4 separate regions of the Homo sapiens genome follow, and all the other regions are linked to region 4. A link is a loop called in an ENCODE intact Hi-C map of the cell type or tissue named here. Cell type or tissue: PC-3. All regions are shown on one strand. Links, peaks and the distances in the headings refer to the core of each region. The heading gives the core; the rest is flanking DNA.

Evidence for each region. A loop is a pair of places that touch in the nucleus more often than their neighbours do. Peaks named below come from ENCODE experiments on the same cell type or tissue, not always from the same donor. Only the 100,000 strongest peaks of a DNase experiment are listed, where the experiment ranks them.
Region 1: it touches region 4 in a loop (16-fold over the local background); 12 of 110 quality-filtered maps call a loop at or near these places.
Region 2: a loop joins it to region 4, with 5 times the contacts of the local background. A loop is called at or near these places in 7 of 110 quality-filtered maps.
Region 3: a loop joins it to region 4, with 14 times the contacts of the local background. A loop is called at or near these places in 82 of 110 quality-filtered maps.

What each region holds. Positions count from the first base shown.
Region 1 is chr2:202,053,446-202,060,913 of GRCh38, forward strand. It overlaps LOC124906114 (a long non-coding RNA gene), which reads right to left and starts at 1,900. Exons shown (of 2, transcript XR_007088053.1): 1 at 1,867-1,900. In PC-3, for the core only: a CTCF peak has its summit at 3,366 (motif pointing left); no DNase peak of the experiment used is centred there; H3K27me3 peaks cover 494 bases.
Region 2 is chr2:202,155,338-202,162,805 of GRCh38, forward strand. The region is part of intron 14 of KIAA2012; the gene reads left to right. Among named protein-coding and RNA genes, the nearest start is that of KIAA2012-AS1, 42 kb to the left of the region's middle. In PC-3, for the core only: a CTCF peak has its summit at 3,642; no DNase peak of the experiment used is centred there.
Region 3 is chr2:202,175,098-202,182,565 of GRCh38, forward strand. The region is part of intron 15 of KIAA2012; the gene reads left to right. It also overlaps the pseudogene PSMA2P3. Among named protein-coding and RNA genes, the nearest start is that of SUMO1, 60 kb to the right of the region's middle. In PC-3, for the core only: CTCF peaks have their summits at 3,449 (motif pointing left) and 3,652; a DNase peak (open chromatin) is centred at 3,454.
Region 4 is chr2:201,791,332-201,798,799 of GRCh38, forward strand. No RefSeq gene overlaps it. Among named protein-coding and RNA genes, the nearest start is that of CDK15, 11 kb to the right of the region's middle. In PC-3, for the core only: CTCF peaks have their summits at 4,742 and 4,947; a DNase peak (open chromatin) is centred at 6,310; H3K4me3 peaks cover 262 bases; H3K27ac peaks cover 1,729 bases.

The DNA.
Region 1 (7,468 bases), core at 1,329-6,328, 260 kb after region 4:
GCCCCCCATGGAGAACCCCTTACACTGACATACAGGCCCCACCTGATCTGGCCTCTACCCACTCCCACCTTCACCCCTTACCTTCTTCCTCCTTGCTGGTGTCCCCAAGTCACACTGGCCATCTTTCAGGTGGTGAGCCAAGCACTCTCTTACCTCGGGCCTCAATCTGGGAATGCTATTCCTACCCACTCCACGCGCATAGCCCAGCAGGCTTTCTCTCTCTATGGTTTAAGCTGAAATGTTCCCATCTCAGAGAAGATTCCACTGACTCCACTATTTAATTAGGTACCTCTCCATCTCCATCATTCTTCGGCTAAGTTCCCTATTCAATTCCTTTTTGGAACTTACTACAACTTATATACCTTTTTTCTTTGTTTGTTTATTGTCTGTCACCCCATCCAGGCCCCCAGCACAGAGCCTGGCACATATTAGATGCTCAAAAAAAATTTGTTAAATGAATGAATGCACGAGCTTCAAAAATTGTTTGAGTTTTCTTGATAGGATGGCTGTGACAATCAAAACTAATTGCATCCAATATACATCAAAGATACAAAAAATTGCATCTTTCAAGAACTACAAGATGCCACTTTCTGCAGAAATGCCAATACATAATTACAGGAAAGAAAAAACTCATGATTGGTGCAAGAAAAAACTGACCAAGCGTTATCATGTAATATTTTAATGATCCGTTTATATGTCTGCTACCCCAGTGGATTCTGTGCTTTCTGAGAGCTGGAACTGGGTTTTGTTTCTATTTTATGTCCAAATCATAGCACAGTGCCTGGCATATACCACTTGTTCAATATCTGTTTGTTAGGGGGAAAGAAGGGAAGAAAGGAGAGAAAGAGAGGGAAAAGAGAAAGAAGGAAGGGAGAGATGCAGGGAAAAAAGGAAGAAAGAAGGAAGGAAGGAGAGAAGGAAGGAAGGAAGGGAGGGAAGGAAAATAAGTTTCAAGTAAGAATGTAGCAGTAAGCCTAAGAAATGCCCAACAGATTCTTTACAACTGACAATTATTGAGTCGTAGGATCTCTGAGCTGGGAATGACCTTTATTTGTCTAATTCCCCAGTTGAAGATTTGAAGAGAAATTTCAATGCAGAGAGACTAAGTGGCACATAGCTAGTTAAAACATAACCAAGATAAGAACTCAGGTTTCCTAACCCCAAATCTATACCATGCAGGTTCCTTCTGGCAGAGAACTAATAGGCTGAAACTACAGTCACACAAATCTGATTATTTGGGGCAAGTACAAGAGGGTTTCTAGTAACTTTGCAGTTGCAAACCCTGATGCAGCTGAAGCCTCTTGATGAAGCCCTGAGAATCTATACGAATCAAATCCAAGAGCTGTGTGCCCTGCATGAGCTCATCCCACTTCCAGTCTCTTGCTGAGAGGCTGTCAAGCTCTCTGCAGAAGAGTGGCGTCTGGGTGTTTATACATGGATGTGCAGCAGTGACACTGTAGACATCTTCTGTGTAGTGTAAATATGAAGTGGTCATCTTAGCAACCTTCCTTCCTCCCTCCTCCAGCCACAATGCACCTGGTAGCCACGAACCCTACCATGTTGGTATAACATGGACAAATCATCACAGTTGCTTCCTCTGAGCAGTCCCCCAGATTACAGTTGATGTGAGGTTAAGTGGCTGATCCAAACTAGACCAAGTTGGGCTTCCCCTGAAAATTACTGGAATTGAAAAGAAGTCAGGCTAGGCACAGTGGCTCACACCTGTATTCCCAGCACATCCTTTGGGAGGATGAGGTGGGAGGATTGCTTGAGGCCAGGAGTTCAAGACCAGCCTGGACAATGTAGTAAAACCCTATCTCTCAAAAAAAAATTTTTTTAATTAGCTGAGCATGGTGGCACACATACCATTGGTCCCAGCTACCCAGGAGGCTGAGATAGGGGGATCACTCGAGCCCAGGAGTTTGAGGCTGCAGTGAGGTCTGATTGCTCCTCTGCATTCCAGCTGGGTGACAGAATGAGACCCTGTTTAAAAAAAAAAAATGAAAAGAAATCAGTCTCTCTTTAGGTCCCCAGGCTGTCAGATGAGTCTGGATGCCATCCATGGCCATCTTATGGGCCTCAGAAATAAGAAGCAGCAATAACACTAATGCCACCCAGGTCCCTGATCCTACTGTTCCTGAGATGCAACTCAGTGTCATCATCAGCATCATCATCAATCATCACTAACCCTTTTTCTCTAATATGGCCTGCATTAAGTTTCTGTCATTTGTAATCAAAAGGGCCCTACTAATAAAATACACTATTTTTTAAAAAACTTCAAAGAATAATTAGACTAAAAAGAAAAAAATGAGACTTTCCTATATGCACTTCTTATTGCCTAAAATGTCTCTTATTCTGGAAACTATCCAATAATGCCAACTTCTAAAAAAAAAGTGGTAATTGGGAAAAGGGTGGGAAATAATAAAGCAGATAAAACGGTAGATTTGGCATCCCCACAAGTATTGTGTGTCCGTCTGGGTCCTCCAAGAAGCGGATGCCAAGACAGGATTAGGTGTGCAAGAGATTTCTTGAGGAAAACACCTGTGAAGGAAGATGAGGAAGGAGCCAGGAGAACCATGAGACTGGGCACAGGTCCGCCTTGGGCATAGGAGAGAGGGAAGGAAGGTTGGATGGAAGTGTCTCAGACTGCTGTGCAGTTCTAAGAAAGTTCCTCAAGGATATCGGGAGTTCTTGAGCCAGTCACCCATCAGAAGAGTCCCATATCTGCAGCATCTCCCAAAATGGAGCCTGGCTACCATAGCATCTGTCATACGCAGTCATTGGCTGGGAGCAGCCTGTGAGAACCTTAGCCTCCAGAAAAATGTGGTGATCAACTCAGAGCATAGCAGCTAGAACCCTCTATCAATTACACTCCTCAAAATTAGAGATCTGAGGGGTGCCTTTTCATGGCCACCACGGGGTGCTGTTCTCTTCGCACGGCCCCATTCAGTACCTGTTTCTTCAACATCCTCCTGAAAGCCACCTACTCCTCTGTCCTGATTTATACCAACCGAAGTGCTCTATCCCTCTCTGAATTCCCAAGGTATTTTCTTGTCCCTCTCTTACACAGCTTCATGCTTTCTATCTTGCATTACTTTCTACTTCATATTGTGTGTGTATATATGCAGCACACTCAGATACAATGAAACCTTGAAGACTATTCTGGAATGGGTCTGAGGTGGGGGTGGAGGCTGCTCACCTCATCTTCTTACTCTGGGCACTGGAATCTTGATCTGAATCCTCAGAGTTTACCTCATTTAGATATCTGCTTTATTCCCTTTATTCTCAGACTCTTATTTGCTCACATTTTAACATTTCTAAAATTGGAGTGCAGCTTATAATTTATGTCAAAAGAAATTTGCCACCTGCTGGCAGGAGAGTGAGTTGAGAAGGAGTTGTTACTGTCTGCCTGTGGGAGAACTTAGCGAGGCATATTTACAATAAGTGAAGCAAATATTTATTGCTGAAGGCATGACTACACTTTCATGTCTTTCAGCGAAACATCAGACAAGCACTTCAGAGGACACAGGAAAAGGACTGCCAGTCTACACTATGGGCACTGTAATTATATACAATAAAAATTGACAGATATCTCAGGAGAAATAGCAGAATTTTTAAAGTTACAGGAGTTTGGTGTGATCGGCTCATTCATTGAAAAGTCACCCTCAGGTTCCAAACATCTTTCAGAAGCTTCTGGGTGACTTTGGGAAGAAGGTTTTACCCTATAGAAAAGAATAATTTAATTAAGGGAAGGACAAAACTATGAGTTTAACCAAACAGGAAATACAAATGAAACCCTGGTGTTCCACAATATGGCTAAAAATTAGACTGCCTAGCCTACATTTGCTAAGGAGGTCAACATCACCAGCCCACGATTGGAAAGTAGAGAATCTCCATGATGCTATGCACAACTGCCAATGGTTACAGATGATTCCCATGATGCTATGCACAACTGCCAATGGTTACAGATGATTCCCATGATGCTATGCACAACTGCCAATAGTTTCAGATGATTCCCATGATGCTATGCACAACTGCCAATGGTTACAGATGATTCCCATGATGCTATGCACAACTGCCAATGGTTACAGATGATTCAGAAGAATCCACAGACTACACCTGAAAGAGGTTTATTATCAAACACTGAATGAGATGCTGAAAAAGAATATATGGATAAATATTATTTTTAGTGTTCATATTTATTATAGTGGTTTTTACCCCCTTAAAACCTGTTATTAAATCAGTAGTGTACCTAAAATACATGGCATCTTGGAATTGAGGAACTAGAGTTAGTATAATAATCAGTGGCATAGTTCTTTAACTTTTGGCTTTAGGTTGATGCCAAAAGGAATTGTTAAGAATGATTAAATCCACACCCTGTAAAGAGAATTCCATACAGTTTACAATATTGAGTTGGCAAAGATCAGTATAGGTAACACAATTCACTCTCCCTCCCTTGCCTATGGAAGACATCACTGAACATCCATGGAGCTCTTCTTTGCTAAGCCAGGAGTCTGCAGAATTATGCCCAATCAAGTCTTCTAGGCAGTCACTACCAACTGATTGAACTTGGTACATGATAGGAATCTTGGCTGCCATCCGTATGCTATATTCTTGTATGGAATGTGACTCTGAAGAATATACAAGGAGCTCTAATACATCTCTTTCTCCACCCTAAAGAGTTAGTGAAATCCAGCCAGAGCAATCAGACAAGAGAAAGAAATAAAGGACATCCTGATTGGACAAGAAGAAGTCAAATTATCCTTGTTTGCAGGAGATACGATCTTATGTTTAGAAAAACCCAAAGACTCCACAAAAAATAACTACAGCTGACAAGTTCAGTGAAATTGCAGGATACAAAATCAACATACAAGAATAGTAGCATTTCTATATGCCAACAGCAAACAATCTGAAAAAGAAATTTAAAAAGTAGTCCCATTCACAATAGCTACAAATAAGATACCTAGGAATAAACTTAACTAAAGAGTGAAAGAGCTCTACAATAAAAACTATAAAACATTGATGAAAGAAATCAAAGAAGACACACAAAAAATGGGAAAATATTCAATGTTCATCGATTAGAAGAATCAATAATTTTAAAATGTCCATACTAGCTGGGTACAGTTGCAGTTGCCTGTAGTCCCAGCTACTCGGGAGGCTGAGGTGGGAGGGTTGCTTGAGCCCAGGAGGTGGAGGCTGCAGTGAGCTAAGATCATGCCACTGCACTCCAGCCTGGGTGACAGAGCAAGACCCTGGCTCTAAGAAAATAAATAAATAATAGAAATGTCCATACTACTCAAAGTAAACTGCAGATTCAATGCAATCTCTATCAAAATATCAATGACATTCTTCACAGAAATAGAAAAAAAAATCCTAAAATTTATATGAAACCATAAAAGATGGAATAGCCAAAGCAATTCTGAGGAAAAAAGAACAAAGCTGCAGACATCACATTACCTGACTTCATATTATACTAAAAAGCTATGGTAACTGAAACAGCATGGTACTGACATAAAAACATACATGTAGACCAACCGAATAGAGAACCCAGAAATACATCCACACATTTATAAACAACTTATTTTCAGCAAAGGTGCCAAGAACATACATTGGGGAAACCACATGCTCTTCAATAAATGGTGCTGGGAAAACTGGATATCCATATGCAGAGGAATGAAACTAGACCCCTATATATCACCATATACAAAAATCAAATCAAAATGGATTAAAGACTATGAATCTACTAGAAAAAAACATTGGGGAACGACTCCAGGACTTTGGTCTGGGAAAAGATATCTTGAGTAAGACCTCAAACCACAGGCAACCAAAGCAGAAATCAACAAATGGAATCACATCAAGCTAAAAAGCTTCCAGGACAGGTGTGGTGGCTCACGCCTGTAATCCCAGCACTTTGGGAGGCCAAAGCGGGTGGATCACCTGAGGTCAGGAGTTCAAGACCAGCCTGACCAACATCATGAAACCCTGTCTCTACTAAAAATACAAAAATTAGCTGGGCGTGGTGGTAGGTGCCTGTAATCCCAGCTACTTGGGAGGCTGAGGCAGGAGAATTGCTTGAACCCAGCAGGCAGAGGGTGCAGTGAGACGAAATCAAGCCATTGTACTCCAGCCTGGGCGACAGAGTGAGACTCCATCTCAAAAAAAAGCTTCTGCACAGCAAAGGAAACAATCAACAAAGTGAAGAGACAACCCACAGAATGGGAGAAAATATTCACAAACTACCCATCTGACAAGATATTAATAACCAGAATATATAGAGAACTCAACTCTATAGGAAAAAATCTAATAATCCAATCAAAATGGTCAAAAGATCTGAATAGACATTTCTCAAAAGAAGACATACAAATGGCCAACAGAGATACAAAAAAATGCTCAACTTCACTAATTATCAGAGAAATGCAAATTAAAACTACAATGAGATATCATCCCACCCCAGTTAAAATGGCTTTTATCCAAAAGACAGGCAATAACAAAAGCTGATGAGGGTGTGGAGAAAGGGGAACCCTCATATACTGTCAGTGGGAATGTAAATATGGTTAACAATAATACAGCCACTATGGAGAACAGTATAGACATTTCTCAAAGAACTAAAAATAAAACTACAATATGATCCAGCAACTCCACTGCTGGATATATTTCCAGATGAAAGCAAATCAGTATATTGAAGAGATACTGCCATGTTTATTGCGGCACTATTCACAATAGCCAAGATACGGAATCAAACCTGTTTCCGTCAACAGGTGAATGGACTTTTAAAACATGGTGTATAGACACAATGGAATAATATTCAGCCATAATAAAGAATGAAATCCTCTTATTTGCAACAACCCGGATGGAACTGAAGGACATTATGTTGAGTGAAATAAGCCAGGTACATGTTTTTACTCATATGTGGAAGCTAAAAAAAAAAAAGAAATCAAACCCATGGAGATAGAGAATAGAACAATGGCCACTAGAGGCTGGAAATGGTAGTGAAGAGAGGGGGTTACGGAGAGGATGGTTAATAGGTACAAAAATACACTTAGATAGAAGGAGTAAAATCCAGTGTTCCGTAGCACAATAGTGTACTATAGTTAACAATAATGTTCTGTATATTTCAAAATAACTAAAAGAGGAATTAGAATGTTCCTAATACAAAGAAATGATAAATGACTGAGGTGATGGATACACCAATTACTCTGATTTGATCATTACACATTGCTTTCTTATATCAAAATATCACATGTGGGCTGGACACGGTGGCTCTCACCTGTAATCCCAGCGCTTTGGGAGGCCGAGGAGGGAGGATCACTTGAGGCCAGGAGTTCGAGGCTGCAGTGAGCTGTGATCATGCCACTTCATGCCAGCCTTGGTGAAAGCACAATTCTGTCCTGAAAATAAAAATAAAAATAAAAATAAATCACATGTATCTCATAAATATGTACAACTATTATGTATCCATAATTATACA
Region 2 (7,468 bases), core at 817-5,816, 360 kb after region 4:
GCATTTGTCCATCTTTGCAATACTCCCTCCCACCCCAGCATCGAACACAGTGCCCGACACATGGAAGGTGCTCATTAAATGCTCCATGAATTGGCCCATCCTTTTCATCGCACACTCTCTGGTTTAGGGCCCCTTTCCTACCCATTCTTTGCCCTCCTCAGAGCTTACTGAACTGGAAATAAATAGCCATGGAGTGAAAGAAACTGACCAGGAACACAGCCAGGCCTGGCATGGAAGGATCTCAGATCCTTCATAGTACCCTTGAGGAAATATTCCAGGCCTTTGATAAGAAATGACTGAGAAAGACAGGAATGGGGCAGAAGAAACCAAATACTTGCGGAGTGCATGATGGTGGCTCTATCTAGTGCTATAGACTGGCAGGGCCTTTGGAGGTCATGAGGGTCACCCTCCGAATTCCCTGGGCTGCCCCAATCCCAATTCTACAAGGTGGGGCTTTGATTAAGAGTCATGCATTTGCCCAAAATCTGTCTCTGTCCATGACTGGGCTCTGCTTTTCGGGGCTTCCTCTTAGATAGGCTCTTCCCCAAGGGTGGCAAGTTGGCCACCAGCTTCTATTTCCCAGGTCATTCCGGTACTGAATATAAACCAAATGTGGGTCACTTATCCATACCCAAATGAAATGCCATTGGCCCACCCTGGAGCCACAGGGACTGAAAATGGGAAGAGAAAGGATGTCTGACAGAGGAAAATGGGGTACTGAAAACTATAAGAAGGAATTTCAGCTACTCAGGAGATTGAGGTGGGAGGATCGCTTGAGTCCAGCAGTTCAAGGATGTAGTGTGGTATGATTACACCTGTGAATAGCCACTGCAACCCAGCCTGGGCAACATAGTGAGACCCCATCTCTATAGAAAAAAAAAACTACAAGAAAGAAGAATGATTCTGGACGTCAAAAGAAAAGATATTTGTTACGAGTATTCAAAAAATACTGCCATACTCCATGACTTATCTGGTGAAACTATCCCTTTTATTCTTAGCAACAGTTTAGTTCTTCACTTAGGGCTGAGAGAATTATGAATCGTACTTTCTGGGAGGAAATATCATCACAGTCACCATTCATTAACCAATATTTGAGCACCTGCTATCTACTATGTGTTTGGCAGTTTCTGGGCATTTGGGATACATCAGTAAACAAAACAGACCAAGATCCCTACCCTGCTCCAGGATAGTACAGGTAACAGACAACAGACCTAATACACAAGCAGAGTGTGTAGCATGTTCAAAGGTGATAGCTGCTAAGGAAATGAGATAAGAAAGTGACTCACGCCTGTAATCCCAGCACTTTGGGAGGCCAAGGCGGGCAGATCACGAGGTCAGGAGATCGAGACCAGCCTGGCTAACACGGTGAAACCCCATCTCTACTAAAAATACAAAAAATTAGCCGGGTGTGGTGGTGGGCACCTGTAGTCCCAGCTACTCGGGAGGCTGAGGCAGGAGAATGGCATGAACCCGGGAGGTGGAGCTTGCAGTGAGCCCAGATCACGCCACTGCACTCCAGCCTGGGTGATAGAGTGAGACTCTGTCTCAAAAAGAAAATATGGAGCATCTAAGAACGCAGAATTCAAAGTGGGGAATTTTACAATAATTGCTTGTATATTTAGTATCCACAATGCTTTTGTATTACACTTTTTTTGTCCAGCAATTTTGGCACAGTATTATAGAAGGAAAAGTGTTGTCATCCCTAAGGCCCACTTTCCTGTCCACCTCCCTCAAGACTCACAGAAATGGCAACTCAGCCTGCTTCCAAAGGACTCACGAAGTACACGCTCGGTACACTTTCTGACTCCCAGACCAGTCTTTGCCCCAAAGACCTTCTCTTGGAAATGTTCAGTGTTCACTGCTCTCCCTAGATAGACCTTCTCCTTATGGATGTGGTAGCTCCCAGATTCCTGGGGATTGCCATGTAGTAAGACACAGTCTCAGGGTAGTACAGACAAAGATGATGAGTTCAAACAGAGAAGAGCACACAGGCTGTCCTCCACACCTGGAGCTGTGTGGAAACCAACTCATCCTATACATTCATTTGTGTATCTCCTGCCTGTCCGCAGGGCATGTCATTCATTTTTGCCTGGGGCATGTAGGAAGCATTGCACGTTGCAGGGGATGAGGGTAGGTGATAAGAAAGGTCAAGGCAGAACAAGGGAATGGAAAGAGATAAAAATAATCACAGTTGCTAACATTACTGAGGACTTATTCTGTGTCTGGCTTTGTTCTAAATTGTATATGCATGCATTTATTTAATTCATAAAATGAATCTAAGTATGTAGAATTACTCCATTTTACAGATGAGAAAACTAAGGCATTGAGAGGCTAAGTAACTTACCGAATGTCACACAGTTGGTAAATGGCAGAAGCAAGATTTGGTCAGGCAGCCCAGTTCCAGTGCCTATGCTCAACCATCTGTTATAAAGCCTCACTGCAGCCCCCAGCTGAGCCCTGTCCAATCAAAAACACTGCCTATCATGTTAGCTAAGCATCCAGCACTCCTTCTAGAAAATTCCATTCCTATGGACACATTCCATCTGCACCAGGAAGATTTTCTGACCCCACAGGATTTTGCCCTTCCCTCCAGTCCCACTCAAGTTCTGTGGAGACAATATAAAGCTTTCTCTCCCACTGATCATTCGGTTCCCCTCAGCCAACATATTTTTATTTTTAGACAGTCTCTCTCTGTCACTCAGGCTGGAGTGCAGTGGCACGATCTTGGCTCACTGCAAGCTCCCCCTCCTGGGTTCATGCCATTCTCCTGCCTCAGCCTCCCAAGTAGCTGGGACTACAGGCGCCCGCCACCATGCCAGGCTAATTTTTTGTATTTTTAGTAGAGACGGGGTTTCACCATGTCAGCCAGGATGGTCTCCATCTCCTGACCTCGCAATCCGCCTGTCTCAGCCTCCCAAAGTGCTGGGATTACAGGCGTGAGCCACCGTGCCCGGCCCCCTCAGCCAACATATATTAAATATGCTCTGAGTATCAGACACTGTGATAGGCACTGAGGATACAGAGATGAATCATCTCTATCCTTGACCTTCCAGGGAGCCTAGAATCTAACAGGAAGATAAACAATGAAACAGGTAATAGCACAATGTTGTGGCAGAGGCAGGCTCACGTTACTACAGGAGAGCATTCATTCATTTTCCATTTGTTGCATGTGAACTTCTCACATTTTAAGAACCTCTTTACAACACTGAAGGCAGGGTTTCACCATGTTGGCCAGGCTGGTCTCAAACTCCTGACCTCAGGTGATCCACCTGCCTCAGTCTCCCAAAGTGCTGGGATTACTAGCGTGAGCCACTGCACCCAGCTGAGACCAGCCTGTTTTCTAAATCAAAAAAGAAAAAAAAATTTTTTGAACCATGTTTTTAAAAACTCAATTTGTGTTTTTTCAAAAAGAAATGGTAATTGATGAATGAATAAGGATAGAGGTTTTTTTCAGGGACTTTTTAAATTATCAGGGTTAGGTCATGGTAGTAGGGAAGAAAATAGCAATAATGCCTATTAATGCTAGATATCAAATTGAATATCCTTATACTCCACATTGATATCAAAGGATGTGTATGTTATGCCCAGAACATCTGAAGAATGAGAAATAAGCTTCCACCTCGCAGTTCCCACACAGTTAGCATATAGTGCCCTCAAATGCAAGGTAGAGGAATTGGCCTGAACACGGACAACAGCCAGCCATGCCTGGAGTTAGAGCTGCCCCACCTGTTTTGAGACCAGTCCCAAGCATTACGTATGTGGGCAGGTGTACATGCATCCCACGAAGCAGAAGGGGGCTGCCCCGAAACCTGTGGATTTCACATACAACAGGAAAATAATGCTTGGCTTAGGACATCATCCAAAGATGGAGCAGGGTGCCTTAGGAGATAAGTTCTTGTCTCCACAATCATTTAAACGTGCCTTGATGACCACTTGGCAGGAAAGTTGTAGAGGGATCACGAGCTGGTCTCAAGATTTAATGGTGCCAGGACACTTGAATAATATTCCCAGGAAAAAATATGTATGAGTGTGTTCTATTTCCAAAAAAAAAAAAAACAGAATTAAGTATAATATTATCAATATTAAAGTGTCAGACTAGTAGTTGGGAAGCCCTGGGTGGGGCAAGGGGTACTTCTCTGACACTCTGATACTAAGTGACCTTGTGATGCTTCTGAGACTCCATTTTCTCTTTAATAAAACAGAAATAATAATACTGGGACCTGACAGGGCATGGTGGCTCCCACCTGTAATCCCAGCACTTTGGGAGGCCAAGGCAGGTGGATCACCACCTCAGGTAGTTCGAGACCAGCCTGGCCAACATGGTGAAACCCCGTCTCTACTAAAAATATAAAAAATTAGCCGGGCATGGTAGCATGTGCCTGTAGTCCCAGCTACTCAGGGGGCTGAGACAGGAGAATCTCTTGAACCCGGGAGGCGGAGGTTGCAGTGAGCTGAGATCGCACAACTGCACTCCAGCCTGGGCAACAAGAGCAAAAGTCTGTCTCAAAAAAATAATAATAATACTGGGAACTCCATACCTGCCTCTCAACAGTGAAGCAAGAATTACATGAACTAATAGTTTTGAAAGAATGTTCACATCTGTAAAGGACTCAATTCATAAGGGAGAAAGGAACATTCACTGATCCCTGCTAAGGGCCAGGCCCCTCACATATTGAGCCTTGTATAATCTTCCTGTCACCCTTCCCAGTAATTGTGCTGATCCCCACTGTGCAGATGAGGAAACCGAGGCTCAGAGATGACCAGTCACATGGCTGGCAGCAGAGGGAGCTAGGATTCAAAGCCAAAAATCCCCACAATATCAGAGATCTATGAGGTCTGTCTGTTCTGTTCCTGTGTACCTAGTTGTACTTCTTTGTTCTAGCTGCAGAACCCAAGAAGGGAGCAGAGATTTGATATTATATATTAATCTTTTTTATCTTAATAACACAAGATACTTTATGATTTTTCATAAGGTCTTTTTTTTTTTTTTTTTTGAGATGGAGTCTCGCTCTGTCACCCAGGCTAGAGTTCAGTGGCGTGATCTCGGCTCACTGCAAGCTCCACCTCCCGGGTTCACGCCATTCTCCTGCCTCAGCCTCCCAAGTAGCTGGGACTACAGGCGCCCGCCACCATGCCCAGCTGATTTTTTATATTTTTAGTACAGACGGGGTTTTACCATGTTAGCCAGCATGGTCTCGATCTCCTGACCTCGTGATCCGCCCACCTTGGCCTCCCAAAGTGCTGGGATTACAGGCGTGAGCCACCACGCCCGGCCAAAATCATAGTCTTTAACAAAGACAATGTAGGGGACTTTTCTGTTACACAGGAAAAGTTATACTACCTTGAAGTTGAAACTTTTGAATGAGATCCTGATTTTCTTCCATCATTTAGAAAGTATTGAAATTAGTCATTTATATTCATGTATCATATGGTATGTTACATGGAATTTCCAAATGTCTCTTCCTGGTTAAGCCTTTTGAGAACTCTACAATTATTTATTATTACTCCCATTTCACAGGTGTAGAAGCTGAGGTTCTATGATAGGTCATGCAGCTGGCTCAAGACAGGCTGGAGGCCGCACTTCAGACTCCTGCAGCACATGCTCCTCCATCCTCCCAGCAGCTCCCTAAGAAAGCCTGCTGTGGTCCTAAAAGTAACATGCCCAGCAGGGGGGCTGTGCATGAGAGTGGAGGGCAGGATGGCTGGAAGGTTTTCCAAGGAAAAGATAACCTAAGATCACTTGTCCAGCATCTGTCGGTTTCCAGTTGAAGAAACTGAGGCTCAGGGGTTAAGTAACTCCTATGGTCTGTAAGACATCAAGTGTAGTAGTTAGGACTTGAGTGCAGACAGCCTGACTGCAGGACCTGTACTTCAGCCACCGGAGAAAGCGCCTCTCACATGTTGGTTTCAATGCTGTAGTTTGTGTTCACAAAGTGTTTGTGACTCTTCCTCCTCCTCTCCCAGTCTTATAATACCACACTGCTGCCAGTGCTCTAAATACAGCTCAGTCTTATCAGTGGTTTGCTTGAAATTCTTTACTGTGTCCCCATTGGCCCTCTGGTTAAATTCCAAGCATCAAAGATGTATTTATTTTACAAATAGAAAAATATAACATGTGCAATTTTTCTTAAACTCCGAACTGTAACATGCAAGATCTGGCCTGTGTCTAATTTACACTGTCCACACACTGCCCCCGCACCAAACTATCCCCTAACCAGCACATGCTGCTTCCTCTGCTTGGAATTGTTCTACCTTCCCTTCACTGCAAGATTTAGCACTGTGTCTGCTGGTAAACAACCTTCCCAGCCTAATTTAGCTTCACCTCCCATGAGGCCCTGCAGAAACCTGTCATAATCTGCCACAACATTTATCACGCTGCATTGCAAACTGACTTGTCATTTCCCCACAAGCCAGTGAGCATCCTACGAATACATCTTTCATCTTTGTGCCCCCGGTGCCTATCTCGGTACCTGGCACACAGCAGACACTCAATAAATGTTCATTAGCTGAATGAACAGAGGAAGAGCAAACAACCTGGCCAAAATAACAGAACTGGGATTTGAATTTACAGTCCCTCCATTTGTTTTGCTCACTCACCAAGTATTATTACCTGTTTCCATCACTCTGTTTTAATCATGCATTTGTAACTCAGACTAAAAGTGACATCACATTTTATTTAGGTTTAGTTTCTTTAATTCAAATTTTGAATCTGAAATATATTCAGAAGGTTTTTTTTTTCAAATTTAAGTAGAAAACAGTATGCCTTCCAGCTGCTCAGCTCCCTTCCCTTGAACAACTGGAGTTGCTAGTTTCCTGTGTCCCCTTCCTAGAATGTATAATGCATATATATAAGCAAATACAGATAGATACATACACAGATAGATATTATATGCAAATCTTAGCATATTATACACATTGTTCAGAGTCTTTTTGTTTGTTTGCTTGTTTGTTTTTTTAGATGGAGTCTCACTCTGTCATCCAGGCTGGAGTGCAGTGTTGCGATCTCGGCTCACTGCAACCTCCGCCTGCTGGGTTCAAGCGATTCTCCTGCCTCAGCCTCCCGAGTAGCTGGGACTACAGGCACGCACCACCACACCTGGCTAATTTTTGTATTTTTAGTAGAGACAGGATTTCACCATGTTAGCCAGGCTGGTCTCGAACTCCTGACCTCAGGTGATCCACCCACCTGGGCCTCCTAAAGTGCTGGGATTATAGGTGTGAGCCACCACACTTGGCCCAGAGTCTTTTTTTTTTTTTTTTTTTTACTTACTACATCTTGCAGTTCTACGTTAATTCATAAAGAGATGCTTGTAGGCCAGGCGCAGTGGCTCACGCCTGTAATCCCAGCACTCTGGGATGCCAAGGCGGGTGGATCACCGGTCAAGAGATCGAGACAATCCTGGCCAACATGGTGAAACCCCATCTCTACCAAAAATACAAAAATTAGCTGGGCGTGGTGGCGGGCGCC
Region 3 (7,468 bases), core at 1,395-6,394, 380 kb after region 4:
TTCTTTTTTTTCCCCCTTTTAGTGTATTTGTAGGAAATTGGGTCACTTGTCTTGTTGAGTTTCAATCTAGACTTTGCTGATTGCGTCCTCATAGTGTAGTTTAACATGTTTCTCTGTCTTCCACATGTCCTGTAAGTTAACACTTGGGTCTAGAAACTTGATCAGATTCCGGTTTGGTTTGGTTTTTCCTTTTGGCAGTCTATAAATTCAGTGCAATTTCAATTTTAAAAATCCCCAACAGGGTTTTTGGCAGAACATGATTAGCTGATATTAAAATTCATATAGAAAAGCCAGAAATAGTTGTCATGGTCTGAATGTTTGTGTCCCCCAAAAATTCACATGCTGAAACCTCATCACCAATGTAAAGGTATTTGGAGGTTGGGCCTCTGGGAGGTGATTAAGTCATGAGGGCAGAGCCCTCATAAATGAGATTAGTGCCTTTACAAAAGAGGCCCCAGAGAGCTATCTTGCCCCTTTTATCATGTGAGGACACAAAAGAAGGTGCCCTCCATGAACCAGAAAGTGAGACTTCCCCAGACACTGAATGTCCCCAGACACTGAATGTTCCAGCACCTTGATCTTGAACTTTCCAGCCTCTAGACCCACAAGAAATAAATTTCTGTTGTTTCTAAGCTACCCAGTTTATGGTATTTTGTTATAGCAGCCTGAACAGACTAAGATATTAGCCAGTATAATTTTGAAAAAAAATAAAGTGGAAGTTTGCCCTGACAAATATAAAAACTTATTTTAAAGCTGTAAAAAATAAAACTGTGTGCTATTGGCTTAGAGACAGACAGAAGAGAATAGAGAATCCAGAAATAAATGTGCCCACATATGGAAACTTGATATATGGCAATGGCATTATAAAGGGAAATAGTGGAGAAAGGATGATCTATTATTCACTATATAATTTTGAGACAACTGGTTATGCAATTTTAAAATTCTCACCTCACAAAATATCAGGTGTATTCAGGAGCTTAATGTCAAAAAGCAAAATTTAACTTTTAGAGGAAAATATAGCAGAATATTTTTATGAATTTTGGAAAGGAAAAAACTTTTTACCTATTATTCATAACACAAACCATAAAGAAAATTATTGATAAATCTTTTTTTTTTTTTTGGGACGGAGTCTCGCTCTATTGCCCAGAAAGTGCAATGGCATGATCTTGGCTCACTGCAACCTCTGTCCCCTGGGTTCAAGCGATTCTGCTGCCTCAGCCTTCCAAGTAGCTGGGATTACAGGTGTGTGCCACCAGGCCCGGCTAATTTTTGTATTTTTAGTAGAGACAGGGTTTCACCATGTTGGCCAGGCTGGTCTCAAATTCCTGAACTCAAGTGATCAGCCTGCCTTGGCCTCCCAAAGTGCTGGGATTACAGGTGTGAGCCACTGTGCCCCGCCAATGAATCTGACTATATTAAAGTTTGAAGTTTTCAACAAGACAACATGAAGTTAAAAGCCAAATTGCAGATTAGAAGGAGATACCTGCAATGCATGTAACCAACAAAGCATTAGTAACCAAAATGCAGCAGCATTTCTTCCCTCTACAAATAGGGAAAGAAAAAGACAATCAACCCAAAGGAAAAATGAGCAAATGATGTGAACAGGCAACTAACAGAAGAAGAAACACAAATAAATGGCCATAGAGAAAAAAAAGTTCTCCTTACTAATCAGGAAAATCCCAGTTAAAACAAAAAGATATCATTTCATATATATCAGACCAGCAAAAGTTTAAAAGTCTATAAACACTATTAATGAGGATATAAAGTTTTAGTAATTTAGAGCAATTTGAAAATATTCAATAAATTGAAGATGCATATATCCTGCATCCCAACAAGTTCATTCCCAGGTATCCTTTAGAGAAAGCATGTATGAACAGTGACTCACCTAAAAAGGTTCATTGAAACATTATTAATAATCATAAACAATTGGAAATAATCAAAATGGCCACCAATAGTAAAATGGATTTTTAAATGGTCACATATTTATACAACGGAATACTATATGATAGCTGAAAATAAAATTACATGTATTAATATGGGTTAATCCCAAAAGACTTATTAAGGGTTTTTTGCCTTATTAAGCAAAATAAGGCAAGTTGAACAAGTTACATAAATAATATCATTTATGTAAAGTTTTAATTTGTAAAAAATACTATATATTGTTTACATGTGCATGTATATGTAATACAGATATAAAAATATATATGAGGATTGATGAATATCAAATTGAAGAGACTGATTACCTCTGGGAGGGAGAGGGAAATGGGATTATATGTGTCTTAATCCATTTTGTGATGCTATAACAGAATGCCTGAGATTGGGTAATTTATGAAGAACAGAACAGTCTCCCACAGTTCTGGAGGCTGAGAAGCCCAAGATCAAGATGCAGGTTTCTTACTGTGTCCTCACGTGGTGGGAGGCAAAAAGGCAAAAGAGAGGGAACTCATTCCCACAAGCCCTTTTTCTTTTTTTAGAGATGGGGTCTCTCTATGTTGCCCAGGCTCAACCTGAATTCCTGGACTCACACTATCCACAGCCTCAGTGTCCCGAGTAGCTGAGACTACAGGTGTGCATCACTGTGCCCAGCCCACAAACCCTTTTTATAGCAGCATTAATCCATTCATGAGGATGGAGCCCTCCATGACCTAAACACTTTTTATTAAGCCCCACCTCCCAACACTGCTGCATTGAATATTGATTGAGTTTCCAACACACAAATTTTGAAGGAGACGATAACATTCACACCATAGTAGCATGTGATAAATGAAGTCTTGGACTGTGTCTTAAATGTTTGATTTCTTTAGAAAATGCATGACTTAGGCTGGGCACAGTGGCTCATGCCTGTAATCCCAGCACTTTGGGAGGCCAAGGCAGGCAGATCACTTGAGTTCAGGAATTTGAGACCAGCCTGGCCAACATGGTGAAACCCTGTCTGTAGTAAAAATACAAAAATAAGCTGAGCATGGTGGCGTACACCTGTAATCCCAGCTACTTGGGAGGCTGAGGCAGGAGAATTGCTTGAACCTAGGAGGTGGAGGTTGCAGTGAGCTGAGATGGTGCCATTGCACTCCATCCTGGGCAACAGAGTGAGACTCTGTCTCAGAAAAAGAAAGAAAGAAAGAAAGAAATGCATGACTCAAATATGGCAAAATGTTAAAATTTTACAAAACTAAGTGGCAATGAGTATACAGTATTTTTCCTATACTGTGAACGCTTAAGATATTTTATAGACTTTTAAAAAGTACTTAAAAGTTGTAAGTTATTCAAAGCACTGACTTCGTTTGTTCCAATACTTCCTAAATATCAGGTTATTTTACTAAGAGAAAAAAAAAATCACCCTTCTATGGCCCACATCCCAAAACTGGGAAGGTTTCAATTCTAATCACAATGGAAGTTTCACCAATGTACAACCTCAGCTTTTGGTCAATACAAATACGCCCTCTGCTGGTTCTATCATGCCCTGTCCCAGAGTTCAAAATAGTTGAGAAGAGCAGTGAAAGTCTTCAGTGAGAGTTTTTTCGCGCCAGTCATGTTAAGGAAAGAAATACTCACAGAACTACCCTTTGGCACCAAGATACTTTAATCAGCTTCTGCTCTCTGTTAATGTTACATATTATCCAAGACAAAATAAATTCCAAGGTGCAGCCCCAGTCAACCTTTCCAATTCCTCAACCACCTTTGCGCGTTAACAATCTTGTGCCCCTCTAAAGTCTGGTGGTTGATTTGAGAGACAGTGGACACCTCCCTGAACCTGAGTAGAAGTAGAAGAAAACCAAAGTTGCAAAGAAGCTCCTGGGCGGGGAAACCACAAAATAACATTGAAAAACAGATTAACTGTAGTATTAAGGGAATGATGCCAATGGAATAATGGGTGAACTTTTTCTTTTCAAATCTTTCTTTAAAAGTATAACATCTTCAAATAAAACTGAGAAGAAATAAATTAATTCATGCAAGAATCTACTTCTCAAGAGAGAAAGGCACTAATTGAATATTAGAGTCTTCCTTTCAAAAACAGTTTTGTGTTTTGAGGTTGGTTTTGTTTTAATATTCATCTTCCCCACTGGAATGTAAGCTCCCTTAGACCAGCATCTGTGTCTATCTGATTCAAATTGGTACAAATTTTCTAGGGAACAATTTGGCAGTAGGCATTGTGACTTAAAAACTGTACATACTTGTGCTTTGGCTCTTCGGGTAAAGATGGCGGAGCGCGGTACGGCTTTTCGCTGACTACATTCAGCCCGTCTGATAAACTTGTCCGGATTGAATATGCTTTGGCTGCTGTAGCTGGAGGAGCCCTGTCAGTGGGAATTAAAGCGGCAAATGGTGTGGTATTAGCAACCGAGAAAAAACAGAAATTCATTCTGTATGATGAGCGAAGTGTAGACAAAGTGGAACCAATTACCAAGCACATAGGTTTGGTGTACAGTGGCGTGGGCCCAGATAACAAAGTGCTTGTGCACACAGCTCGAAACTAGCTCAACAATACTATCTTGTGTACCAAGTGCCCATTCCCACAGCTCAGCTAGTGCGGAGAGTAGCTTCTGTAATGCAAGAATATACTCAGTCAGGTGGTGTTTGTCCATTTGGAGTTTCTTTACTTGTTTGTGGTTGGAATGAGGGACAACCATATTTATTTCAGTCAGATCCATCTGGAGCTTACTTGGCCTGGAAAGCCACAGCAGTGGGAAAGAACTATGTGAATGGGGAAACTTCCCTTGAGAAAAGATAAAATGAAGATCTGGAACTTGAAGATGCCATTCATACAGCCATGTTAACCCTAAAGGAAAGCTTTGAAGGCCAAATGAGAGGATAACATAGAAGTTGGAATCTTCAACGAAGCTGGATTTAGGGGGCTTACTCCAACTGAAGTTAAGATTACTTGGCTGCCAGCCGGGTGGGCGCGGTGGCTCATGCCTGTAATCTCAGCACTTTGGGAGGCTAAGGTGGGAAGATCACCTGAGGTCGGGAGTTCAAGACCAGCCTGACCAACATGGAGAAACCCCATCTCTATTAAAAATACAAAATTAGCCGGGCATGGTGGTGCATGCCTATAATCCCAGCTATTCGGGAGGCTGAGGCAGGAGAATCACTTGAACCCGGGAGGCGGAGGTTGCGGAGAGCCGAGATCGCGACATTGCAGTCCAGCCTAGGCCAAAAGAGTGAAACTCCTCCAAAAAAAAAAAAAAAAAAAGAATTGCTTGGCTGCATAACAATGAAGTGACTGAAAAATCCAGAATTTCAGATAATCTATCTACTTAAACATGTTTAAAGTATGTTTTGTTTTGCAGACTTTTTCATATGTATTTCTACATGGCTTAAATCGACTGTTTTTAAAATGACACTTATAAATCCTGATAAACTGCTAAACCCACAAAAAATAGACTGTACATCCTTTAATCAGAAATATGAACAAAGAGTAAATTTTTTAATAATCAAAACATTCCTGACCAGATGCTGTGGTTCACACCTGTAATCCCAATACTTTGGGAGGCCAAGGCGGGTGGATCACTCGAGGCCAGGGTTTAAGACCAGCCTGGCCAACATAGCAAAACCCAGTCTCTACTAAAAATACAAAAAATTAGCTGGGCATGATGGTGCATGCGTGTAACCCCTGCTGCTCAGGAGGCTGAGGGATGAGAATCGGTTGAACCCAGGAGGTAGAGGTTGTAGTGAGCCGAGATCGCACCACTGCACTCCAGCCTGGGCGACAGAGCGAGACTGTCTCAGAAACAAAACAAAATAAAAATTCCTTTCAAGGATATTCTATGCAAAGTTCTTTATGGTTATAAAAAATAGAAGCGATATGAATTTTTAAAATTACATGTTTGGTTAAGTCACTTATGGTACATTCATACGATAACATACTGTGCTGCAATTAAAAATTTTTTTTGAGACAGGGTCCCACTCTGTCTTTCAGGCTGGAGTGCAGTGGTGCCATCACAGCTCACGGCAGCTTCGATCTCCCAAGCTCAAGCGATCCTCCCACCTCAGCCCCCTGAGTAGCTGGGATGACAGGCTTATGCCACCATGCCCAGCTGATTTTTCTATTTTTTGTAGAGACAGGATCTCACCATGCTGCCCAGGTTGGTCTCAAACTCCTGTGCTCAAGCGATCTGCCTGCCTCAGCCTCCCAAAGTCCTGGGATTATACACATAAGCTACCACATCTAGCCTAAAATCATTTTTAAGAACATTTAGGCCAGGCGTGGCAGCTTATGCCTGTCATGTCAACACTTTGGGAAGTTGAGGCAGGAGAATTGCTTGAGGCCAAGAGTTTGAGACCTGCCTGAGCAACATGACAAGACCCTGTCTCTACAAAAAGAAAAATTTTAAAACATTAGCTGGGTGTGGTGGTGTACACCTGTAGCCTCAGCTATTCAGGAGGCTGAGGTGGGAGGTCCCTTGAGCCCGGGAGTTCAAAGTTACAGTGAGCTGTGATCATGCCACTGCACTCCACCCTGAGCAACAGAGCGAGACCCTGTCTCTAAGAATAAAAAAAAAAATTAAGAATATTTAATTATATGGGAAAGTTGTAATATAAAAGTAGATTAAAATTGAATATACACTAATCAATTATATGGAAATATGATATTCATTAGATATACATGAAAGCAAATACACCAAAATATTTGCAGTAGTTGTATATGGGTAGAGTGAGAGAGCATGGTGAGATTTTTTTGGTTCTTGTTTGTTTTTACCGTGTGCTGGCACTGGTTTAGGCACTTTCCTTGTATTAACATATCTCTTGCTACTTTTTTAAAGCAGCTTTATCAAGGGATAATTGACATACAATAAATTAGACCTTTTCAAATTGTACAATTCCCATGAAACCGTCACCACAATCGAAATACAATATTCATCACTCCCAAAAGTTTCCTCATACCTCCCCTATTCCAGCCTCCTTCATCCCCAGACAACAACTGATGTGTTTTCTGTCACTATAGATTAGTTTGCATTTTCTAGAATTTTATATAAATGGAATCATGCCATATGTACTTTTTTTTCTTTATTCTTTTTTTTTTTTTTTTTTTTTTTGAAATGGAGTTTCACCCTTGTTGCCCAGGCTGAAGTGCAATGGCGCGATCTCAGTTCACTGCAACCTCCACCTCCCGGGTTCAAGCCATTCTGCCTCAGCCTCCCGAGTAGCTGGGATTACAGGCTTGCACCACCACGCCCAGCTAATTTTGTATTTTTACTAGAGATGGGGTTTCTCCGTGTTGGTCAGGCTGGTCTCGAACTCCCAACCTCAGATGATCTGCTTGCCTCAGCCCCCCAAAAGTGCTGAGATTACAGGCATGAGCCCCCACACCCAGCCAGCCATATGTACTTTTTCGTATGATTTCTTTCACTCAACATAATTATTTTGAGATTCATCCATATTGCCAGGTATATCAATAGTTCATTCCCTTTTACTGCTGAGTTGTATTGTATTGTATATATACACCAGTTTATCTGTTTATCTGTTGATG
Region 4 (7,468 bases), core at 1,668-6,667:
GGCTGCCCACTGGGAGGAATTGAAGAGAGTTCTTCCCACTTCCCTATCCTTAAAAGTCATACAAGACAAGGATCTTCCTCGTCTCAAACGGCAAAAAGACTGAAAGCAATGGCTTTTCTTCCCCAGAGTGATCCACAAGTGTGGAGTGGTATGTGATGCAGCCTCTGGGAGGTGATGATATTTGGACTAATTTTAATAATGTTGCAATATGATATATTTTTAATGTACTATTTGCAAAATTCTTTGTGTGTGCATTTTATCCTCAAAACAACCCCATACTAGGAATAATTATTCCCAAAATACAGATGAAGAAACTGAGGCCCAGTGACCTGTCCAAGTTAATTCAGCTATTCTAAGTGGGAGACTCAAACCCAGGTCTCCAAACTCCAAATACTCTGCTTTCTCCCTACTTCAACCCCTAATGAATCAAGGTGTTTTTATTTTATTTTTTATTTTTTGAGACAGGGTCTCACTCTATCACCAAGGCTGGAGTACAGTGGGGCAACCATGGCTCACTGCAATCTCGAACTCCTAGGCTCAAATGATCCTCCTGCCTCAGCCTCCTGAGTAGCTGGGACCACAGGCAGGTACCACCATATCCAGATAATTTTTTGATTTTTTGCAGAGACAGGGTCTCCCTATGTTGCCCACACCAGTCTTGAACTCCTGGCCTTAAGTGATCCTTCCACCTCAGCCTACCCAAAGTGCTGGGATTACGGGTGTGAACTACCACGCCCGGACAAATTAAGGTGTTAAGTAGAGTTCAGGACTAATATAAAAAGTGCGGTTTAAGAAAGGGATGATAGAGGATGACAGAAATGAAATAACAAGGTCAGTGAAGGCCAGTATTAAAAACTGAGGATAAGATTCATGGGAGGGTGGTACAGGGATATGCCTTAGAGGGGGATCGGAATGAATACTAAGTAAACATTGGTTCCAGGGGCCCATCCTGTGTGTGTGTATGTGTGGGTGTGTGGGAGAGGTGTATTCACATTTATATAAGTACTCTTATTTAATTTGACAAGTGTTTATTAGGACTCTAAAAGAGGTAGAAGATCTAGTTCATACCCTGACAGTATACTTACCATCTTGTGAGGAAAACAATAAAAATAGTGATTAGAATGAACAAATCAGGATCAGGCGCAGTGACTCATTCCTGTAATCCCAGCACTTTGGGAGGCCAAAGTGGGTGGATCACCTGCGGTCAGGAGTTCAAGACCAGCCTGGCCAACATGGTGAAACCCCGTCTCTACTAAAAATACAAAAATTAGCCGGGTGTGGTGGTGCACTCCTGTAATCCCAGCTACTCGGGAGGCTGAGGCAGGAGAATCACTTGAACCCAGGAGGTGGAGGTTGCAGTGACCCAAGATCATGCCACTGCACTCCAGCCTGGGTGACAGAGCGAGAACGTCTTTAAAAAAATTAAAAAAAAAAAAAAAGATTGCACAAATCAGACAGTGACCCAGAGCTCAGCCTTGAGGAAAGTCAGTGTTGGGGAGGGGAGGGCAAAGAAGCAAGTAAAGGTTTAGCAGACATGGCACCTCAGTCTGGACTTGAAGGAGGGCTAGGCACAAAGGAAGGGGAACATGTCAGATGAGAAACACGTGAAGGTTCAGCCAGATGAGCAAGGAAGGTTGGTTAGAAAGAGGAGCTGCTGGTGTGGCTCCTGTGAACACAGGTAGGTAGGGCACGATAGAGTCAGGCAGTTAGAAGCCAAGCTGAGGAATCGACACTTGATTCCATAGGTAAGTAGGGGAACTTGAGGATGTTTAATCAGAAATGGTCAAAGAGGCATTTAAAAAAACAAACTGCAGGCGGGGCGCAGTGGCTCACGCCTGTAATCCCAGCATTTTGGGAGGCCGAGGCGGGTGGATCACAAGGTCAGGAGATCGCGACCATCCTGGCTAACACGGTGAAACCCTGTCTCTACTAAAAATACAAAAAATTAGCCGGGCGCGGTGGCGGACGCCTGTAGTCCCAGCTACCCAGAGAGGCTGAGGCAGGAGAACGGCGTGAACCCGGGAGGCGGAGCTTGCAGTGAGCGGAGATAGCGCCACTGCACTCCAGCCTGGTCGACAGAGCAAGACTCCGTCTCAAAAATAAATAAATAAATAAATAAACCGCAGAAAGATCTTCTGCGCTTTCAAAGTACAGTCGTAGTCTGGGTACCTTATTCTACTTAACTATTAAAATAGAGATTGTGTGTTTGTGTGTGTGTGTGCATGTTACATTTTTTATTCTTACTAAATTAGATTACATTTCCTCTCTCAAGTTAAACAAGGTAGTTAAGAATAACTTAGATTATTGTTTTTAAAAAATATATGCTGAGATTCTAAGTGGATGAGATCTTAGAAAAGGGGCACTCACCCCTCATTGACATCTGGGAGTATTTTACTATGTGGCTGAACTTCATGCAAGAAGATAAAGCCCAAAGTGAAGAGCAAAGACCTGCTGATGACATGCGGTAATTTGGAGGAATGATTTAAATAGCAATGCTTCTATTCATCTCATACCAAAAAATAATGAGTGGACTGAATGATTAATCACCAGCTGCAGGTAAGCAGATGCTAGCTTGCTATTTTTAAAATGGAAGCACATGCTGTTTGAGACTGGTTGAGACACATTCATAAATCCTATATTGACTTATAAGTAATTAGACATCAAAGCAAGAATATTTTAATAAAATGTAAATATCTATATTTAAATAAAATGTTCTTCTATATCTGAATAGTTTTATGCAATGTGTGCCTAATGGTGTTATACTTCCCTGTCTTTTTCTTTTCTTGTCTCAGTGTTGTTGGCAAAGCCTGTACTGTTGACATGGCCTAGCATTCTGATCTCAAGCTGGGCATTACAAGCACCCTGGTTGGTTTGTTTTTTTCTTTTTAAAATTTCTTTCTTTTTTTTTCTAAAAATTAAGAGCAGTAGTTTAGGGCTAAAGAGCTTCTTTTTTCATATTACAATGCATAACACATACATTTCTATATACGTTTTTATTTAAAAAGCATTAGTCCCCCATCTACCAAAAAATCATGCCTCAGATATTTATTTGCAAGTGAATTGTTTTCCCATAGAAACAGTGAGGTTAATAATGGTTTAGTTCCTGGGCTTACTTACAATTACTGATTTATGATGTCGTTCTTAGCTGAAAGCAATGCTTTTGCAGTATTTTGTAATTTAGAAAATGAGAAGAAAAAACCCTTGGTATGGAGTGAGTCATTTTTCATGAATATCGGTGCTTAGAGAAAAGCATGTTTCAGGGTACCAGGACCGAGAGATCCACGGAAACCATGGAGTTGTGGGGCACAGCGAAGAAGGGGTTGGTGAGCAGAAACAGCACCCTGCCCAGCCATATGGGAGCCCAAAGCAGAAGGAACAATGTGTGCCTTTATACTTATGGATATCAAAATATCCTTCCACATATTGAATCAAGTAGAAAAATTAATATAATTCCTATAATTTGGGAAACACCTATATATAAAGCCCTGTGTTGTCGATCTGTTCTCACATAGAGATCAACCCTCTCTGTAGGGGCTGGGGCAGAGAGGAGGATGGGGAGGGGGGGCCCTCCTGGCAGCCCAGTGACCTGGGACCTGTGGACTGATTGGAAACCACTATTCTCTTTTTAAAATTCTGATACTGATTATTTTGCTCGTCATAGATTTTTGTGCATTAATTTTTATTTTAATTATTATTATTTTTTTAGACTGAGTCTCACTCTGTTGCCCAGGTTGGAGTGCAGTGGTGTGATCTCAGCTCCCTGCAACCTTCACCTCCCAGGTTCAAACGATCCTCCTGCCTCAGCCTCCCGAGTAGCTGGGACTACAGGTGCCCGCCACCACGCCCAGCTAATTTTTGTATTTTTAGTAGAGATGGAGTTTCACCATGTTGGCCAGGCTGGTCTCGAACTCCTGACTTCAGGTGATCCACCCGCCTCAGCCTCCCAAAGTGCTGGGATTACAGGAGTGAGCCAGCGCATCCAGCCTATTTTAATTTTAAAGTTTGTTTTAGAAATATTGCATTATAAGATTATTTATTATTTTTATGCATTTAACTACTGAGTGTTTTGGGGTCCCCTTATGCTTCCTCTCAGTCCCAGCACCCATGGGAAACAGTGAGGAAGGGAGCTACATAAGGGGTCCCCCAGGCGAAAATATTCCCTCTTTTTCTTTTTCTCCATTCTTTTTCTTTCTTCCTCTCTCCCTCCCTCTCTTCCTTCCTTTTTTCCTTTCCATTTTCTTTTCTTACTTTGCACCTCCATCCCTGGCTGCTATAGAAGACTCTGCTATGGGCAGGAGCCAACTGGATACTAGGGGCTGGGAGCTGGGAGGAGGACAGAATTTCTGAGGGGTGAATGGCCTAATCAGTTTTACACAAAGCTTTAAAATACTTAATTTTTAAAAAGTGTGGTTAGCCCCTCTACATTTCAGAGCCTTGGGGCCAAGTCCGGCTTGTCTGGCCCTAGCAACTGCTAGGCTTATGTATGTGATAAAGGCAGTTGGAAGAGTGAGAAAATGTTATGAAGCAACTGGATAGGGCAAAGAAAAAAGATTTTTTAACAAAGGATGTGTGTACATTTGAGAAAGAGTGCCTGAGGTGGAACCAACTTGGCTGTGAGTAGCAAAGTCCAAGGAAAATTGGGGTAGGTGAAGAGGTTTGGGGTTTGGAAGGGCATCATCATCTTGAAAAAAAAGTTGGGAGGGAAGAAAAGTTGATTTGGTCAGTTCTCCATCCTGACCACCGAGTGGTGCTGTCGGTACAAGGCTGTCTTCTTTCTGGAAAGAGAGCCAGAAAGTGTCCAGGCACCCTGGGATTGAGATGGGAAGAGGGAGTCTTAGAGGATCTCCCACACAATTTGTGAATATCAGAAATTTACAAATCAGGTTTTGCAACTTGCATTTATTTGTATTTTATACATCCACAAAACATGCAGCATATTTTAAAGTAATAATAACTTGCAGAAGACTTTTCAAACAGTTCTAAAATTACTGTTTTTAGTACTGCGGAGTGTGCTGAACTTCATGAAAAAGGAGGGTTTCCAGGCCAGACCACTTTATTCTGACACAGCAGGAAACTTTAGGATAATATTAAAGAAGTTAATGGGAGCGTTTCAGTGTACTTCACAGGAATTAACAAGTTGTACAAAGATATCATCATTCTTTAGTCAATAGGCTGGGCACTTCTATAGTGGACTGATTGTTCTGCATGTACACTGACTGTGAGGGAGTGCTAGAGAGAGAGACATGGAATTGAAGACAGCAGGTGGAGGAAGCTCACCTCAGCCTCTATTTTAGTAATGCATGTTTCCTGTCAGAGAGGAAGTTTTTTCACATGAGTATCAAAAAGCAAATCCCACATACAAGGAATGATGTGCTGAGCTCTCAGACCCATTGTGTCAGGGGAAAGGGTGCTTACTCACAGTACCCAGGTCCTCATTGTTGGAGATATGGCTAAGTCCCTAGTGTCAATACCAGTGAGTTTATTTATTTATTTTTATTTTTTCAAGACAGAGTTTTGCTCTTGTCACCCAGGCTAGAGTGCAATGGTGCAATCTTGGCTCACTGCAACCTCTGCCTCTCGGGTTCAAGCAACTCTCCTGTCCCAGCCTCCCAAGTAGCTTGGATTACAGGTGCACACCACCACACCCAGCTAATTTTTGTATTTTTAGTAGAGACGGGGTTTCACCATGTTGGCCAGGCTGGTCTCAAACTCCTGACCTCAGGTGATCCACCCACCTCGTCCACCCAAAGTGCTGGAATTATAGGCGTGAGCCACTGATCCCAGAACCAGTGAGTTTAAATTCTAGTTCTGATATCTATGCTCTAAAAAACTTTGAACAATTTGCAGTTTTCTTATTCAAAATTGGGGGAATAAATATCTACATCACAGAATTAACTAAGATAATGTATGCAAAGTGCTTGTTTAGAACAGATACAAAATGGTAGCCATATTCGGTGATAATGCCTACTGAAGGAAGGCAGAAGCAAGCGCGGGCACAAAAACTCTGGTATGACTCATCATCTCCACATTCTTAAATTGTATGGAGAAGGAAAATGGTGAAGTAGGCTAAAAGTATGGCCTCTGCAGCTGATCCACCTTGGTTCAAATCCTAGTTCTACCACATCTTGCTTATTTGGGCAAATTATTTAATAATTTTGCCACAGAATGGTTATGAGTAAATGTAAGTAAACCATGTGTTTGCCTTCTTATTTTCACTTCCTAGAGCCAGAAGACTTGGACTAAATTCATGACAAGTTGCCTCACTCTGGGACCTGATTGTGCTATATTTGCAACCTGTTCTTTATAAAAAGAACGTTGAGTCATTCTTTTAAAAATTCATGCTGTTATACTGAGAGTGGAAAATTAAATATAAAGTTGTGGTTCTCCATTTCAGGGGAATCACATCATCAGTTCAAGTCCTTTCTGGAATTTTCCCATAGTCCATTCAGACTCAAGAAACCAATCAACCGTATAAATGCAAAGAAAAACAGAAAGTATCCAGTCTGTAGAAGCATAATTTTCTTTTTTGTTTAGACTGGAAGAAAGAAGTCTTCCACTTTCCCTGCTTCTACAGCTATCCCAAGTATTCCTACAGTTTGAGATGACGAGTCCTTTTTTAGGTACAGTGTTCAGTACACAGCAGTCCCCCTTTATCTGTGAGCGGCGAGGGATATGTGTTCCAAGACCTACAGTGGATGCCTGAAATCAAAGCTAGTACCGAACATCTATATACACTGCGTTTTTTCCTATACATACATGCCTATGATAAAGTTTAATTTATATTGGGGACAATATGAGATTAATAACAAAAACTAATAATAAAATAGAACAATTGTAACAATATATCAGCATCACTAGTCTTGCGCTTTGAGGCCATTAGGTAAAATAAGGGTTATTGAACACAAGCGCTGAGATACAGTTGATCTGATAACCTAGAGGGCTACAAAGTAACGAATAAGAGGGAAGAATATACAGGGTGAATAAGCTGGACAAAGGGATGATTCACATCCTGGGCAGGTTAGTGTGAGATTTTTATCACACTACTCAGGATGGCGTGCAATTTAAAACTTATGCGGTGTTTATTTCTGGAATTTTTCATTAAATATTTTCAAACTGTGGTTGACCACGGGTAACTGAAACCATGGAAAGCAGAACCATGGATTGGGGAGGACTACTGGAATGGCATTGTTTCACAAGCTAAGCCATTCTGTCACAAGAACACCTTGCAATGAGATTTCCTTACCTGCCTGTGCAATGTCTTTTTTTTTTTTTCACGTCAAATGCTTTCCAGTAGATTTAGAATGTGGACCTACACATATGGAATCACTCAGCATTCTTGAGCATTCCATTTGTAGTTAAAAGAATTTTGATCCACAACCAGTAATCTTGTTTCAGGAGTGAAGTCCAGGATGTGGAGAAAGCCTGAATGAGAGGCAGGAATCTAGTATCAAGGCAAGGACCATGGAAT